2 separate regions of the Homo sapiens genome follow, and region 1 is linked to region 2. A link is a contact called in ENCODE Hi-C or POLR2A ChIA-PET data. All regions are on one chromosome and are shown on one strand. The core of a region is the stretch at or near the end of the contact, and the rest is flanking DNA. Distances in the headings are between cores, read along the strand shown.

Region 1 (5,189 bases), core at 2,281-4,780, 97 kb before region 2:
GGATGGATCACTTGAGGTCAGGAGTTCGAGACCAGCCTGGCCAGCATGGTGAAATCCCATCTCTACTAAAAATAAAAAAATTTGCTGGACATGGTGGTGGGTGCTTGTAATCTCAGGTATTTGGGAGGCTGAGGCAGGAGAAACGCTTCAACCCGGGAGGTGGAGGTTGCAGTAAGCCGAGATGGCGCCATTGCACTCCAGCCTGGGCAGCAGAGACTCTGTCTCAAAAATAAAGCAAGCCACCTGGAGCCGTCCCTGGAACTGTTAAGCAAGCCTGGGATACCAAGCCTTTTTGAGTGAGTCCCGCCAGCCCGAGGGTGTGTAGAGGGGTTGTGTGCCTGGCCAGGTAGGAGGCGGGGCTGTGAGAACCTGCCAGTACTCCCGAAAGGCGGAAGGAGAAACTGAGCTTCTAGCAGGTGAAGAAGAGGTAGCTGGGCCTGAAGAGCCCTGTATGAAGGGGCATCGTGGGAGATTTAGATGATCGGACCTTTTGACCCTGGGGACAGGTTTCCCTGCCAGTTTAAAAACTCACATTGGTTGGCCGGGCACATTGGCTCACACCTATAATCCCAGCATTTTTGGAGGCCGAGGTGAGCGGATCACTTGAGCTCAGGAGTTTGAAACCAACCTGGGAAACATAGGGAGACCCCATCTCTACAAAAAAAAAAAAAAAAAAAAAATTAGCTGAGCATGGTGGAGTGCTTATGTCGTCCCGGCTACTTGGAAGCTGAGGTGGAAGGATCGCTTGAGCCCAGGAGGTTGAGTCAGCAGTAAGCTGTGATCACACCACCACACTCCAGTCTGGGCAGCAGAGCAGGGCCCTGTCTCAACAAAACAAAACTCAAATTGGTGACCTTCTATCCCCAAGGTCACTGTGTCATGGCGTGCCTGACATGGTATGTGATGTGTCTGTACTGGGCTCTGGAGGATCACTAGGTTTCTCCTTGTACAGACACGTTCAGTCCTGTCGGAAGCTGCGGGAGGGGAGGACCGCCCCGTCATTTGCCACATCAGGCAGCCAGGACTCAGAGAGGGGATGTGACTTAGGAAGGTCACAGTGACTCCACTTCCCAGGCAGCCCTAGAGGTTCCAGCCTGACAGCTTGTCATTCCTGCCCCAATCTCCCAGCCCTGGCCCAGGGACTTTCGCCTGGGACTGCCCAGTGGTGCCAGCTCTGTGGGCCCAGGAAGCCTGGCTCCTCCGGGCTAGGTGGGGGTAGGGGAGATGGCCCAAAAAGCACAGAAATTTAGACCAGGGGGTAGATATTTCCTCAGCAAGTTTTTCCTGAGCCTTGCTGTGGTCAAGCCCCCTGCAAGGCCCTGGGGCCACAGGAGGTCCCAGACTGAGGGGAAGTGGAGCCAGGTGTGGTCACCAATCTTCATTCTTAGCTTGGGATCGCCCTGGGCAGCCTCCGTCTCAGGTGGAAGACGGGGTGGGCAGAATACAGAGCAGCGGGACAAACGCAGCCCCAGGGGTTCTCGGCCGTGAGCAGAGCCTGTGTCTCTCCCTTAGACAGGTATACAGGGAGGGGCTGGGATGCCAACCTACTGGGTCCCCCGACTGTGGCTGTGGAAGGTTCTGGATCTTCAGCTGTCCCAAGCCCCGGTTGGTCCACTTCCTATACCTGAGAAGGGGCTCCGTGGGTGGAGAGTGGGTCGGGAGAGGTGGCCAGGCAGGGTGGCTGTGGTTTCCAGCTGCCACTGTCACCGCCCACTCCACTGAGCCATGCCACCCGTTCTCTGCAGGCAACCAGACACCTTGGCCTGGTGAGGCCTCGATGTAGGGGCTGATAGGTAGGCTCAGAGCCATGGCAACCGGTGGCCACCTCCTCCCTGCCGGCGCCAGGAGCGGAGACTGCAGAGGGACCGGGACTTAGATGAGAGAGGTCTCCCCAGCAGGAAGGGAGGGTCTGGTGGTTGGCACCCACTAGATGAGCATGGTCAGAAAAATATCAGGATGAGCAACTTCTTTATCTAGGCCTGGGTGGGGGTGCCTGGCACAGGTCTCCATGGGACATGCTGCAGCTGGTAGCCCCCAGACCCCGGGGCTGTGCCCCCCTGGGCGGCACCCAGAAGGTAGGGCTTGCCAGGACTGACCCTTCCCAAAGAGATCTAGGCGGGGACCAGAGGGTTTCTGACCCCAGCCTGTGACTGGCTCCACCTCCCATAGTCTCCTGGAGCCGAGGAAAGGACAGGACTGGCGGGCCCATGGGAGGGTCCGTGGGGCACTTGGTCCTCGTCAGAGGGAGGAACTGGACAGTTCGCGCAGTGCTGCTGGTCTGGACTGCCCTCTGAGCTCTCAGGGGGTCTCTATGCAGGCAGAGTCCTCCCAGCCCCTCTCTCCCATTCTTGGGCGAGGGGTCGGCTGGAGAGAGGCCCCTGGGACATCTGGGTGTGTGTGCCAGCCACCCAGCCCAACTTCTTGGCTCTCTGAGTGCCACTATCAGGAAAGGGGCCAGGGCTGCCTCAGTGGCTGGGAGGCCTGCTTGGACTTGGGGGTTACCTAGGGCCTTAGCCCTCTTGGCTGGCTTCCCAGGAGCTCGGTCCCACAGGACTTGGGGACAGGGTGGGTGCAGCACGCTCCCCTCACCAGCCCCCATTGGCTTCCTGCTGGACCCAACTCACCTCCCTCCTCATCTCCCCACAGCCCGATCTGCTCAACTTCAAGAAGGGATGGATGTCGATCTTGGACGAGCCTGGAGAGGTAAGAGGACTGAGGCCGGAGGGGAGGAAGCTGGCTTGTGCTGCTGCTGGGCCCCTGGGCAGCCCAGGAGTGGGGGTGGGGCTGGGGCTGGTGTGAGAACCCTGGGGGTGGGGCTGGGAGGGGTGGAGGCTGCCCATTAGGCTTCTGCCTCCTGGAGCAGTCTGCAGTGTGTAAAAGGGATCACAGCAAGGGGCCGTCTAGCCCCTCACACCCAGTGCCCCATCCCTTGATCTCATCAAGAGTCTCTTGGCCCTGCCACCTCAGTAGGAGCCTGGGTGGGAGTCAAGGGTCTTGGGTGGAAGGGCTCGTAGAAGCTGTCTGGCCCGAGACACAGATTCCTAAAGCCTGGTCTGAGGGGGGTGGGGCTCAGGGCGCAGGTGCTGGGGTTTCACCCACCTGGATCCCCACTGGTTGAGTCAAAGCCTCCTCTAGTCCTCAGTGGCCACGTCTGTGACATGGGCATAATGGATAATGGTGATTCTTTCTAGAGTGGATAACAAGGTCAGAGAGATCAAGCACGTACAGGTGCCACAAAGCTCCTGGCACTTACTGTGGGCTCAGCTAAAGACCCTTCCCTTCCTCTGGCATATGTGTCCTTGGAACCAGCAGGGACAGTGGCTGTTTCCTCAGCTCTGTTCTTTCGGCTGCCAGGCTGGCTCCCTGCCCACACTGCCTGGGCAGGAGCGTCTCCCCACCCCTGCCCTGCATGCGCCTGCTGCTCTGGTCTGCGTGCAGCCTGCATGCCGGAGAGGGCTTTGAGCCAGAGGGGATTTCATTGTGTTTCCGGCCCACATGTTTTATTCCCTCCAGCCCACAGCCTTCCCTACCCGCTGCCTGCCCGCTGTCCCTGGTGGCTGCTCTCTAGGCTCACACAAAGCCCGGCACCCCGCCAGTGACCCCTTCCTGGCCTCCCCACCCAGGGTCCCCGGAGGGCAGAGGGATTACAGGCCCCACCCAGAGCTGGCCATTAGTCATCCTCTATCACAGGGTTCTGGAATGTCCGAACTGGAAGGGCCCTGGGAATTCAGCCAGCCCAACCCCTTGGTGCACAGACAGGAGACGGGCCCATGAGGGTGTTGGTCTCTTCCAGGCCTAGGAGCACCTGGGGCAGACCCAGGCTCAGAACTCAGCGCACCTGAGGCCCATGGAGCTCCACCCAGCTTCCATCTCAGACAGTCATAGGCTAGGCCTGGAAGAGCTAAAGAAACCTCTTGGCATAGAACCCCTGTCCTACTTTACAGAGAGGCAATTGAGGTCTGCAGCAGCAACTCCGTTTACTTAGTGAGAGGAAAATGCTTCTAAGAGGCCTGGCCTCCCAGAACAAACCCAGCAACCTGGTTGGTGTCCATCCCTATGCCAAGGGCCATGACAGCCATCCACACAAGAGAGGATGGGCGCCGCTCGCCTCACCAGAAGGTCTAGGCACTTCTTTTTTTGTTTTTTATTTTTGTTTTTTTTTTTCTGAGGCAGAGTTTCACTCTTGTTGCCCAGGCTGGAGTGCAGTGGCGCAACCTCGGCTCACTGTGTCTTCCGCCTCCCGGGTTCAAGCGATTCTCCTGCCTCAGCCTCCCGAGTAGCCGGGATTACAGGCATGCGCCACCATGCCCATCTAATTTTTTTTTGTATTTTTAGTAGAGACAGGGTTTCTCCATGTTGGTCAGGCTGGTCTCGAACTCCTGACCTCAGATGATCCACCCTTCTCAGCCTCCCAAAGTGCTGGGATTATAGGCGCGAGCTACCGCGCCCAGCTATAGGGACTTCTTAGTAGCCCTACTTTATGGTTCAGAAGACTGAAGCTCAGAAAAGTGGAGACACTTGCCTAAAGGCACACAGAGAGAAAGGGAACTCTTGGATACAAAACTCCTTTTCTCAGGGAGGCAATGTGGAAAGAAGCAGAAGGTATCGTCGTTGCATGCCCCTTGAGAACTTACCATCTTCTTGAGGAGAGAAAACTAAGTACTTGAAACAACCAACAGCACAGACAGGGCTTGGTGATGTGAGGGAACCCTGGGAGGGCTGGGGACCGGGTGATATGCACTGACCCTGGCAGTGGGCGGGCCGCGACTGGCATTCCAGTGGAGTGACCAGAAGCCCAGAGGTGGGCTGGGCTTGGCATACTATCAGGCTGTTCTGGCGCCCCCACCCCTTTCCTACATGTCCTGCCAATCTAACCCCAGCTGGAGCAGAGACAGGCACTGCAGGAAGGCACCCAATCACAAATCCTAAACTTACAGCTTAGGGCGCTCTCACCTGCTGCGGATGTGGGTAGCCAGCCTACAGTTCAAGAAGCAGACCGTGCATCTGGGCGCGGTGGCTCACGCCTGTAATCCCAGCACTTTGGGAGGCCAAGGCAGGTGAATCACCTGAGGCCAGGAGTTTGAGACCAGCCTGGCTGACATGATGAAACCCTATCTCTACTAAAAATACAAGAAATTAGCTGAGCATGATGGCGGGCGCCTGTAATCCCAGCTACTCGGGAGGCTAAG
Region 2 (4,703 bases), core at 1,321-3,820:
TTTCTTTTCTTTTTTTTTTTTTTGAGACGGAGTCTCGCTCTGTCGCCCAGGCTGGAGTGCAGTGGCAGGATCTCGGCTCACTGCAAGCTCCGCCTCCCGGGTTCACGCCATTCTCCTGCCTCAGCCTCCCAAGTAGCTGGGACTACAGGCGCCCGCCACTACGCCCGGCTAATTTTTTGTATTTTTAGTAGAGACGGGGTTTCACCATTTTAGCCGGGATGGTCTCGATCTCCTGACCTCATGATCCACCCGCCTCGGCCTCCCAAAGTGCTGGGATTACAGGCGTGAGCCACCGCGCCCGGCCAATTTCTTTTCTTTTTTCTTTTTTTTTTTGAGGCAGTTTTGCTCTTGTTGCCCAGGCTGGAGTGCAGTGGTGCAATCTTGGCTCACCACAACCTCCGCCTCCTAGGTTCAAGTGATTCTCCTGCCTCAGCCTCCCGAGTAGCTGGGACTACAGGCATATGCCACCATGCCCGGCTAATTTTATATTTTTAGTAGAGACGGGGTTTCACTATGTTGGCCAGGCTGGTCTCGAACTCCTGACCTCAGGTGATCCATCTGCCTTGGCCTCCCAAAGTGCTGGGATTACAGGTGTGAACCACTGTGCCAGGCCTCGGAGAAGGGTTATTATTTAAACTAGAAACTAAATGTCTCCCAAAGTTAGCTCGGTTCGAGCCAGGAATGATTAAGGGCAGTCTGAAGATTAAATGGAAGATGAGGGTTGGTTAGATCAGATCTCTTTCACTGTCATTATTTTCTCACTGTTACAATTTTTGCAAAGGTGGTTTCAGCAATAAAAATATTTCACAAATTTTACAAAAGCAAAGGACCATGAGGACATTGTTGGGGACCCTCCCTGAACCAAGGAAGAGACTGTGACTCTTCCTTGGTTCAGGGAAGGTCCTGAACCAAATCGAGGGTCGGTAAAGCTTAAGCTCCATTATTTCCAAATTTGTGTCACCTCTGGTGACAGCACAAGGAAGAAACACAAAACAAGAACGCAGCATAGGGAGTTGGGGCTGGGCATTGCAATTCTCAATAGGATGTTGAGTGGATGGCATCAGAGCAGACACCTGAAGGTGCCATGCAGATACCGATGGGGAAGGGAATGGGAGTGGGGGTGCCACTGCATTCGATTCTAGACTTGGATAACAGTGAGTGCAAAATCCCAGAGGTGGAGCGTGCCTCAGTGGGAAAAGCAAGGAGGGCGGCGTGACAAAGGGACCCAGAGAGTCCTGGTCACACAGCAAATCAGTGGCGGAGTAGGGACTGGAACTCGGATTTCCACTAGGTGTTGTGTATGGGCAGATGGCTAAACTAAGGCCTCTCCTTGACTCATACACCGGTTTTTATTGGTTTGCTTTATAACCCCATCTCTACCTTGAGGGTTTCCCCTGGCCTCGAACCCGGTGTACTCAAGAGCTGCCCATGTCCCAGGCTTCGCGACACAGCTGGCCTCATCTTTGCCTGCTCCAACTTTAATGTCCAAAGTTGGGTGGCTCCTGTTCTCCATTCCCTCTTACTGCATGGGACCAAATCTCAATTTTTTTTTTTCTTTTTTTTTTTAGACGGAGTCTTGCTCTGTCGCCCAGGCTGGAGTGCAGTGGCGCGATCTCGGCTCACTACAGCCTCTGCCTCTCAGGTTCCACCGATTCTCCTGCTTCAGCCTCCTGAGTAGCTGGGATTACAGGCGGACGCTACCACTCCCGGCTAATTTTTGTATTTTTAATAGAGACGGGGTTTCGCCATTTCGGCCAGGCTGGTCTCGAACTCCTGATCTCAGATCATCCACCCGCCTCGGCCTCCCAAAGTGTAGGGATTACAGGCGTGAGCCATCGCGCCCGGCCAAATCTCAATTTTTATCCCCAGTAAGTTTAGTCTTGTGAAGTCCGAACGTTTGAATAATTTACTCGCTGCAGGCAAACCGCCTACAACTAAATCCATCAGGCCCCCGTATCCGAATCTTCCTTCACGCGAGAAGCCGGCCATCTTTTGTGTAGCATTCTTTCTGGTTCCTCTAACTTTGCCTCTCCTTTACGCCAAATACGTGTCCTTATATCTGAATCTACACCACTATTATAGATTCACCTTCTTTGAGAAGTCCCTATTTGAAGAGAGGAAAATTCAGGCTACTTGTAACCCTCTTATTCTTTTTAGACGGAGTTTTCCCTCTTGTTGCCCAGGCTAGAGTGCAATGGCGCGATCTCGGCTCACCGCAACCTCCGCCTCCCGGGTTCAAGCGACTCTCCTGCCTCAGCCTCCCGAGTAGCTGGAATTACAGGCATGCGCCACCACTCCCGGCTAATTTTGTATTTTTAGTAGAGACGGGGTTTCTCCATATTGGTCAGGCTGGTCTCAAACCCCCGGCCTCAGCCTCAGGTGATCCGCCCGCCTCGGCCTCCCAAACTGGTGGGGTTACAGGTGTGAGCCACGGAACGCGGCTCCTCTTCCTTCTGGATATGGCTGTCTCAGATGGCCAGAGGCCTCGGAAAGGCTTCCGGTTTCCCGGCAGGCCCGAGTGGGGCTGAACTTCCGGCCTCAGGACGCAGGCGCGGGCCGCTCATTTCGCTCTTTCCGGCGGTGCTCGCAAGCGAGGCAGCCATGTCTTATCCCGCTGATGATTATGAGTCTGAGGTAAGGTGGCCGTAAGGGCGCGGTGGGCTCCACGACGGGGTGATCTCTGGGACCACTGGATGTGGGTCCCGGCGCGAGGCAGCTTCCGGGTCGCGGCCAGCTCCGGCCGACCTCCCGCCCGGCCCTCAGGCTGCTCCCACAGTTCCCGGTCCCTAGACAACCCTGGCTCTGCCCGCCCACTTCGCGTGTTCGATTGGCTTGTCCTTCCCCTTTCTAAGACCGGAGACTAAGGCCTGTTAGACGTTTCTGTGTTTCTGCACCTGAGTTTTTTTGGTCTAGGCTCCGTCTGGTCAAATCTCGCTGATTCCCACAGCCTCTTGTCCTTTGCTCCACCTCATTGCACCCGTAATGTTGTATTGTCATTGTCTGTTTACTGTCCCTTTTCTCTAAGGCGTGTGAGTTCCTCAAAGGCAGGCACAGTGTCTTATTCGCCTCTGTATCCTTAGCTCTCTGCTTGGCATCTAGACTCTAGGATGAGCGTTTTGAATTCACGACTTGGCGGCTGTCCTTGACTGTGTCTCTTTCCTTCTAGGCGGCTTATGACCCCTACGCTTATCCCAGCGACTATGATATGCACACAGGTGAGACCACGGGTTAGGCTGGCTGAGTACTCGTAGGGATCAGTTCCTTTGGAATGTCTTAGAACCAGCTCTGACAGGCATCAAAAATTGCTCTTTGATGGTCCAGGTTTGGAGTCAGTCATTAGCTGCCAGTGCGAGGGGTTTTATAAAGCCTAATAAACCAGGCTTTTTATCATAGTCCACCTCAGTCTTGGAAGAGAAGGATTACTTACCTGGCTATGGTTTTCTTGTGTAAACTATTAGCCAAATAAGAAAAGCTTTTTTGTTTTTGTTTTTGTTTTTGTTTTTGAGATGGAGTTTCCCTCTGTCCCCCAGGCTGGAGTGCAGTGGTGCGATCTCGGCTCACTGCAACCTCCGCGTCCCTCGTTCAAGCAGTAGTTCTCTTGTCTCAGCCTCCTGAGTAGCTGGGATTACAGGCGCCCACCACCATTCCCAGCTAATTTTTAAATTTTTTTAATAGAGACGAGGTTTCGCCGTGTTGTCCAGGCTGGTCTTGAACTCCTGACCTCAGGTGATCCACCCGCCCCAACCTCCCAAAGTGCTGGGATTACAGGCGTGAGCCACCGCGCCTGCCCCAAGGAAGAAAATCTTGATGTGAAAAATTTAAGTAATTCAAACCAAGCCCGAATGAAATCTTTTTAGGAGGTGTCTGAGGTTTCCTGAAACGTTATAGTGACTTGACTTAGTAGTCAGTGTTATCCATTGTTCTAAGTACTTTGTATGAAATATTTTGTTTAATCCTTACAGCAGTTCTGTATGTTAATGTCTCCTAAAGAATAGAAAATATAGCAGAGAGGTTTATTAGTAGTAACTTGGCACAGTCATATATTTAAAAGGTGACAGTTATTCATTCAAGAAATATTAAGTACCTGTTACCACTTACTTTCCAACAGTCTTGCCTCTCTCCCCTCCAACGCACACTTTTCTAGGCCCTGAGGGTATGTCTGAGTACAAGACAGACGAGATTCCTGACTTCCTAGACTTGGGAGAAGGGTGCAAAACAGATAATAAGTGAAAAATAACTTTAAGTCATGGTAATATTTTTGAAGAAACAGGGACAACGAGATTGGGAGTGACTTGAGATGTTTGTATCTCTGAGTATTCAAAAGGGAATTTTACGCAGACCTGAGTTTAGTTTCTGGGGTGGTCTTGCCATTTCGTTCTATCATATATGTGGGTTTGAGCATACTCTGTATTTGTTGTATCCAACCTCCAGGAGATCCAAAGCAGGACCTTGCTTATGAACGTCAGTATGAACAGCAAACCTATCAGGTGATCCCTGAGGTGATCAAAAACTTCATCCAGTATTTCCACAAAACTGTCTCAGATTTGATTGACCAGAAAGTGTATGAGCTACAGGCCAGTCGTGTCTCCAGTGATGTCATTGACCAGAAGGTGTATGAGATCCAGGACATCTATGAGAACAGGTATGGGCTACTGGCTGAAAGGGCCTCTTTCTGGGTGGGACTGGCCTGGTAATATAGTTCC

Evidence for each region. A loop is a pair of places that touch in the nucleus more often than their neighbours do. ChIA-PET counts read pairs that join two places held with the same protein, here RNA polymerase II (POLR2A). Pooled maps may share reads with other maps.
Region 1: a loop to region 2 is called in a map of PC-9, with 8 times the contacts of the local background. The contact joins the enhancer-like site here to the promoter of EIF3L in region 2. A Hi-C loop is called at or near these places in 7 of 168 maps with a recorded cell type or tissue (B cell, CD14-positive monocyte, CD4-positive, alpha-beta T cell and 3 more), 9 of 37 single-sample maps with no recorded cell type and 15 of 50 pooled maps. POLR2A ChIA-PET finds 5 or more read pairs at or near these places in 5 of 52 experiments (CD4-positive, alpha-beta T cell, CD8-positive, alpha-beta T cell, GM10248 and 2 more).

What each region holds. Positions count from the first base shown.
Region 1 is chr22:37,749,126-37,754,314 of GRCh38, forward strand. TRIOBP (TRIO and F-actin binding protein) reads left to right here. Exons shown (of 24, transcript NM_001039141.3): 12 at 2,647-2,703. Among named protein-coding and RNA genes, the nearest start is that of H1-0, 54 kb to the right of the region's middle. RefSeq lists enhancers at 2,415-3,614, 3,429-4,049. Within about 2 kb of position 3,531, at least 33 of the 41 ENCODE cell types and tissues checked have a DNase peak (open chromatin) inside an H3K27ac peak, as active enhancers do; they include PC-9, where a contact is called at or near this core.
Region 2 is chr22:37,846,849-37,851,551 of GRCh38, forward strand. It overlaps EIF3L (eukaryotic translation initiation factor 3 subunit L), which reads left to right and starts at 2,571. Exons shown (of 13, transcript NM_016091.4): 1 at 2,571-2,634; 2 at 3,167-3,215; 3 at 4,432-4,642. The coding sequence starts at 2,602. MIR659 (microRNA 659) reads right to left here and starts at 926; the gene lies at 830-926. It also overlaps a transcript of ANKRD54 not described here. RefSeq lists enhancers at 1,690-2,212, 2,213-2,735, 2,736-3,257.